2 separate regions of the Homo sapiens genome follow, and region 1 is linked to region 2. The links are chromatin contacts, found by Hi-C or POLR2A ChIA-PET in ENCODE. All regions are on one chromosome and are shown on one strand. The core of a region is the stretch at or near the end of the contact, and the rest is flanking DNA. Distances in the headings are between cores, read along the strand shown.

Region 1 (3,168 bases), core at 577-3,076, 43 kb before region 2:
TGCGGTGGCTCATGCCTGTAATCCCAGCACTTTGGGAGGCCGAGGTGGGCGGATCACCTGAGGTCAGGAGTTCAAGACCAGCCTGGCCAATATGGTGAAACCCCATCTCTACTAAAAATACAAAAATTAGCCAGGTGTGGTGGTGGACGCCTGTAATCCCAGCTACTCAGGAGGCTGAGGCAAGAGAATCACTTGAACCCGGGAGGCAGAGGTTGCAGTGAGCTGAGATCGCACCATTGCACTCCAGCTTGAAAAACAACAAGGACATAATCAGATCTGCCAAGAAGTCAGTGACACTGCTGATGACCCAGAGGCCTTGCATGGGTCACCTGCAGCAGTGGCCCTCATCCTAGACCTAGAACCTGCCTTGAAGTCCTCATTGTTGTCCATGGATAGACCGTGTGGGGAGATAAATCAGCATCTAGGGGAGTGCATGCTCAGACTTTTCACCAGTGGAGGTTTGCTATCAGTGCGTTCGGAGGTCACCGCTTCACAGCCTCCAGCCCCAGGCTGGGCACACAGCGGGGCTCAGGAAGCTTGCACGGGCTGATGTATGTCTTTGTGTGAGTGTGCGTCTGTAAGAGATTTTTATGACTAGGCGTTCCTCTCACCTCCCTCATTCAAAGCCCTCACCCCTCCTTCTCCTCCATCCCCCCCATCAATTTTTCTCTCATTTATTCCCTCCTGCCAGTGGGTGCCCCTGCCTGACCCTCATTAACTCAAAGTGTAAAAACCATTTGTCTGCAGCCCCCTTTCCTCCCTCCTCCCCCAGCTGGGGCTGGGGCATGGCCCTTCTTTCCTCCCATAGAAGCTCAGACCTCTGTGGTTTATGAGCGAGACCCTAATCTGGGAGGCCCCATAGAACAGGCAGGACTCGTTAGGGGATGGCCTCAGGGCTGCTCAGAAGACCTATAAAAAGTGAGTGATGCCCCTGGGGAGCCCAGATCCTCTGTTATTCCTCAGAAGTTGGCAGAGCACCGCACACCTCTAAGGGCCCCGTCTTGAAGGACAATGATGTAGGTGTCACCCTCCCAACCCAGGGCTGTGTTGGACACGACTTCACAGCCATATGTGGATGGACGGTTCTTGGCTCTCCATCCCTGCCCGATCCTCCAGGGTAGCTCCTGCCCCAAGGATCTCTGACCCCAACCTTCTCATCTGGGGAGGGCAATTGTTCATTCCTCAGCCCCAAAGGAAGGGGACTTGGACAGGGAGGAAGGAGGGCAAATTGGACCTGAGAGTACACTAGCTAATACATGCTTAGAACTGGATAGGAGTGTTTGTAGTATGTCAAGGAGGCGATGGATCAGGATGGGTGGCTGAGGAGTGGGCCCAGAAGACTTGGGTGGCAACACTGGAGATTATGAGGACTGCAGACTGTCCTTAAACGCGGAGAGAGCTTCCCAGAGTGGGGATGCTAAACTGCCACTCAAAGGCAGGTGGCTTCTCCAACAGATCTCCAGGTTGGAGGTGAACCCCAGGGCAGGGGACCCAGGTCCTCCTCTGCTTCAGTCTTAGCTGGCTGCCAGAGGGGCTGGTTGTCTGCCCACCAGAGCAGAGAGAGGTGAGTGGGCTGGGGACATTCCTGCCCTCCCCAACCCGCCCCATGCTACTCCCTCTGGCAGCAGACCAGAGGAATCCAGGAGCCAGAGGTGGACCCGGGGCTTGTGGCTAGGATCCCTGCCTGGCCCTGTGCAAGAAGGCATTGAGTTTTCATTCCTCAGGGGAGCTACAAATTTCCTGACGAGCGTGGTTGGGTTTATGTAACGTAAACACCTCAGCACACAGTGTTCCACCTGCAGGGGGGACAGGTGGGGGCCTCAAGTGCTGGCTGCTGGAGGTAAGAACTGAGGAAAAGCTGGCCTCACCCGGGAGCCAGGTAGGAGCCACCTAACCGGTGTGCCAGCCAGGCTGGTGCAGAGTCTGAAAGTCACCCATCAGTGTTCATTCACTGGCTTCAGCAACGACCTCTCCCGGATAAGGGTCACTGAGCAGATCTCCCCACCTCAGGGCAGGCGAGATGAGACCCTGTACGCCTCCCTCTGCTTTCTCCATTCTCAGACTCTGATGGCCCAGGGCATCCCCAGGAACCCCGGGGGAGGCGGTGGGGGGAGGCGGGGGAGGGGGAGGTGGGGCTTGACCAGGAATGGCTGGGGAAGGGCTTCAGGAATCTCCACTTCTGTTCTGAGCTGACATTGTTCACAAGGCAGGGACAGAAGTGAGTGTCAGGGGCAGAGCCGGGGAGAAATGTGACGGCCCTGGTGGGGCCCCTTCCGGGGATGCTCTGACTCGCTCCTTGGTCTGAGGCCCGCCTGACCTGGTGCTGCATGGGGGCTGCCTGGGTGGCCCTCCGCTGGTCTGGGCTGTCCCTAGGCTGGGACTAGGCCCTGGGTGGCTGCACTGGGATTCACTCAAAGCCACCGCTGACCTGTCTCCCGGTCTGCCAGGGTAAAAATAGATGTTTCCACTGCGGCCACCTCCGCAGCATCAACTTTCTCCTACTTGAGCCCCTGCCAGTGCTCGGCTCAGGGACTGGAGCATGAATTACAGGGCTGAGCTTGGCGTCGGGGCCTGGCGTCAGGGCCCTGCTGTGGAGCCAGGCTGCTCATGAATGCCCTATTGTTTGGGGAAGTGACCCTGTGTGTCCCTCCTCGGGGCCTGGGGCCTGCCCTGCTCACCTCCAGGCCTCTTCCCATTCCCTTTGGCTTTGTGCCCGCCTGGCCTCTGAGTTCCTCACCTGCCGCCTCATCTTACAGGGGAGGCACAGTCCCTTCCATACAGGGCCAGCTCTACGGGCATGTGACTTATGCAGTCACACAGGGCTCCACGCTCAGAAGGGCCCCACGCTTGGCTTAATGCCCTACTATCACCACCTTGACTTTCCCAATAATTTTGGAAAAAGGCACATTTGTATTTTGTACTTGGCCCTATGAATTACGTAGGTGGGCCTGCTCTATTAGGAACCACTAGTCTGATGAGGGAGCCACGGCCTCTGCCTCTGCAGAGCCCCAGGTCTGATGTGAGAGCATCTGCTGTCCTTCGGGGAGCCCTTAGATTGGAGAAAAAGGCATGGCTGCCCTTAGAATGCACACTGATGGGGCACACATTGCCTTTGCCCCTTGTGAGCCCCCAGGCCTATGTAGGAGACCCCATCTGTGCTCTCAGAGA
Region 2 (2,824 bases), core at 112-2,611:
CTGATGTGCAATCCAGAGTTAGGAATCACTGTGCTGGTGTGCTATGACAAGGTTTTTGGATAATGCTGGAGATGGTCATTATGAGATGAATAAAAAAAATTAATGAAGTGCCCTGTGGGAGACAGTTTTCCATGGGTCTGTCATGTTTCTGCACATCTTGCCAGGAAAAGCACAGGCTCCTTTTATTCCTGACTACCTTTTCAAGGTTGTTTGCTTAGTTAATAGTTTGAGAAGATAAAGGTATCTCCCTCTGGAGCAAAGGACACCTTTGTTTACTATCCAATATAATAAAGACAAGGCCTTCCTCTGGATCAAAATTTAGGCATTATTATGCCTATTATAAAAGATTCAGGATGCCTAAGCTAGAGATCCCTTCTCTCCTGTAATGCAACCCACTGTGTGTGCAGGCATCACCTGGCCTTCTTTACATTACCCTGTAGGAATTAGGATTCACGGGACTGGTGCCAATGTTGATTCTCTGGTTACTGCTTATTTTTGTGAGTAATGAACTATCCTTTGTCTCTGACCCAGGAGTCTTGTGTCTTCTGCCAGCATCCATGAAACAGTGGCAGCTAGCTTGCTGGCTTGCAAGAAGGACAGAATCTGAGCTCCTTCACAGTTCTTGACACCTCTTCCCTAATCCCCCACCCCAAAGTCCGTGGTCATCATGTAGTTGATGAAAAGAGACATGAGATTTCCTGCTCGGGAGCTCATAATCTACTTGAGGAAATAAGACAAATGAGTAGGAAATAAGAAATTATCTACAACACTGCCTGATGAATAACAGCATAGTCCTTGAGTAGAGGCTCTGAGAGTGGATGGGAGGGAGGGAAGGGTATTTTAGGTGTGAAGAAGATCTGGAGCAAAGCAGGGAGTAAACACAGGGTGTCCAGGACAGTCCTGGGCTAGGTGAGGGTTGGCCCTAACACAGAGAGTCAGGAGTGCCCAGTTGGGGAATGCAGACTGGGCTCTGTGGGTCATGGGGAGTTCTAGAAGCCCCTATATCGTGTTGCCTTTTTTTCTCATGTTCCACCCTTTTTCTTCTCTAGGACTCACTGACCTGACCCCTCCATCTCCCCAACTCACTGTGCCCCAAGGTATCTTGGAAAAATCCCCAAAGAAGATATGGCAGTTTTGTTTGTGTGGCCTGTGAGCTGGGATGGGAGCTGAGTCCAGAGTCCATAAGAGCCCCCACCCACTCTCCTGGGCAGCAACGAAAGACCACCAGGAATGTCCAACAGGGAATAGATTTATGGCCAAGCTAGGAGGAGCATCCCTGTGAAGACACCTACGGAGTCGTTTCGACAGGAGAATTTACAAGCGCCCTCCTTCGCTTGCTACTGAGTGGAAAAATACACTGAGCCCAGAGCAGTGAACTCCTTGCCAAGGCCTGTGACTCATCTCCAAGTCATAAATAACGGGTCCCTCATGACAAAGCAGAGAAGGGAGCCGGGCCCAGGGCCACGTATTTATTAGAAAAGAGAGTGGAACCATTAGTCGGGGGCTTGGTTTCCAGGAAACTCAAACCACACCACAGTAGAGAAGGTCAGGAGGCCCTTCCACAGGAATTCAGACCTGACATTTTTTTCATATTCTCAAACTTTCATGTGGGGAGGAGACCCCTGCTACATCCACCAGAGGCATCCCCTGGCCACCCAGTTCCATGGGCCAGGAGGAGTCTTGCTGTTTCCCAGGCCCTGGGGGCCACTCCACCATCCCCTGCCCCTGATACTTTTGATGGCGACCAGGGGAGGCAGAACCGCCTGTCTCGGTGGCCCCACTGACATCAGGAAACGTTTAGTGCCTGAGAAGTGTGACCTCTGACGAGTTACGACTCCTCCTGAGGCCTCCATTTCACAAACCTTCCAGGACCGCTGTCAGAATGAGGTGGGGGAGTAGACTCAGGACCGTGCAAGCCCATGGGATGAGCTCACAGCCATGAGCGGCATGGTCTAAGGGAAGAAGGAAAGAGAAGAGAAGAGAAAAGTTGGCTCTGCTGGTCTCTCCCTCTGGGTTGTTCCCCTTGTCTCTGTGCTCTTCTCTGTCTCTGATTATAAAGGACTCAGAATCTAAAGGATAATAGATGCAGATGGATGGAACAATAAATCGTGTGGACTGTTGATAAAACCTTTGTGCTTGAAGAAAATACAACTGTGTGTGGTTCTGAGAAGGCTGAACTCATCATCTCCCCCTAAACCCACTCGTGTGTGGTCAACACCACCTCCCTAGTTGTTCAGGCCAGAAAAATGTGTGTCTAGGTTGATACCCCACATCACCCCTACTTCCTGCAGCAATGACCTTTGCTCTCCCCAACTTCTCTTCCTTGGTCCCCACCCCTCCCACCCCTGCCACCCCTCCCACCCCTGCCACCCCTGCCCTGGCTCAGGACACTGACATCCTTCACCCGATAGCATAGGTCTGAGCACATTGCACTCCCAACCCTTTGGTGGCCTCCCCTGATCTTCTGGCTCAAGTCCACTCTCTTCAGACCCCAAATGCAGGCCTGGTGGTGCTATTCCTTCTCTCTTGTTCACGGCTCAAGGCCAGGGGCTGGCGCCTCCTTCTGCATGCTCCTTCCTCAGAGTCCCTGCCCATGCAGACACTTCCCTTAGCCTCCCGAAGCCTTGGTGGCCCCTAACTGCTCGTACTCATCTGTGTCCCCACCCTGGCCATGCACTCCTTCAGGCAGGGGCCATCTTACTCATCTAATCCTTCCTGGCTGCACAGAACCTGGCCTGCAAATGACAGCTGGGGAGAGCTCAAGGAGTGAATGATATGAATGGCTGAAGAGATGAATGAAGTGATGAATCAATCCTGCCTGCAT

The links. A loop is a pair of places that touch in the nucleus more often than their neighbours do. ChIA-PET counts read pairs that join two places held with the same protein, here RNA polymerase II (POLR2A). Pooled maps may share reads with other maps.
Region 1: a loop to region 2 is called in a map of gastrocnemius medialis, with 4 times the contacts of the local background. The contact joins two enhancer-like sites. A Hi-C loop is called at or near these places in 11 of 168 maps with a recorded cell type or tissue (PC-3, PC-9, aorta and 7 more) and 7 of 50 pooled maps. POLR2A ChIA-PET finds 5 or more read pairs at or near these places in 2 of 52 experiments (PC-9 and Panc1).

Annotation. Positions count from the first base shown.
Region 1 is chr2:71,698,570-71,701,737 of GRCh38, forward strand. All of the region lies in intron 1 of LOC124907827 (a long non-coding RNA gene), which reads left to right. Among named protein-coding and RNA genes, the nearest start is that of DYSF, 230 kb to the left of the region's middle. Within about 2 kb of position 1,827, at least 13 of the 41 ENCODE cell types and tissues checked have a DNase peak (open chromatin) inside an H3K27ac peak, as active enhancers do; they include ascending aorta, gastrocnemius medialis and psoas muscle, where a contact is called at or near this core.
Region 2 is chr2:71,741,655-71,744,478 of GRCh38, forward strand. LOC124907827 (a long non-coding RNA gene) reads left to right here. Exons shown (of 2, transcript XR_007086966.1): 2 at 1,050-2,127. Among named protein-coding and RNA genes, the nearest start is that of DYSF, 280 kb to the left of the region's middle. Within about 2 kb of position 1,362, at least 11 of the 41 ENCODE cell types and tissues checked have a DNase peak (open chromatin) inside an H3K27ac peak, as active enhancers do; they include ascending aorta, gastrocnemius medialis and psoas muscle, where a contact is called at or near this core.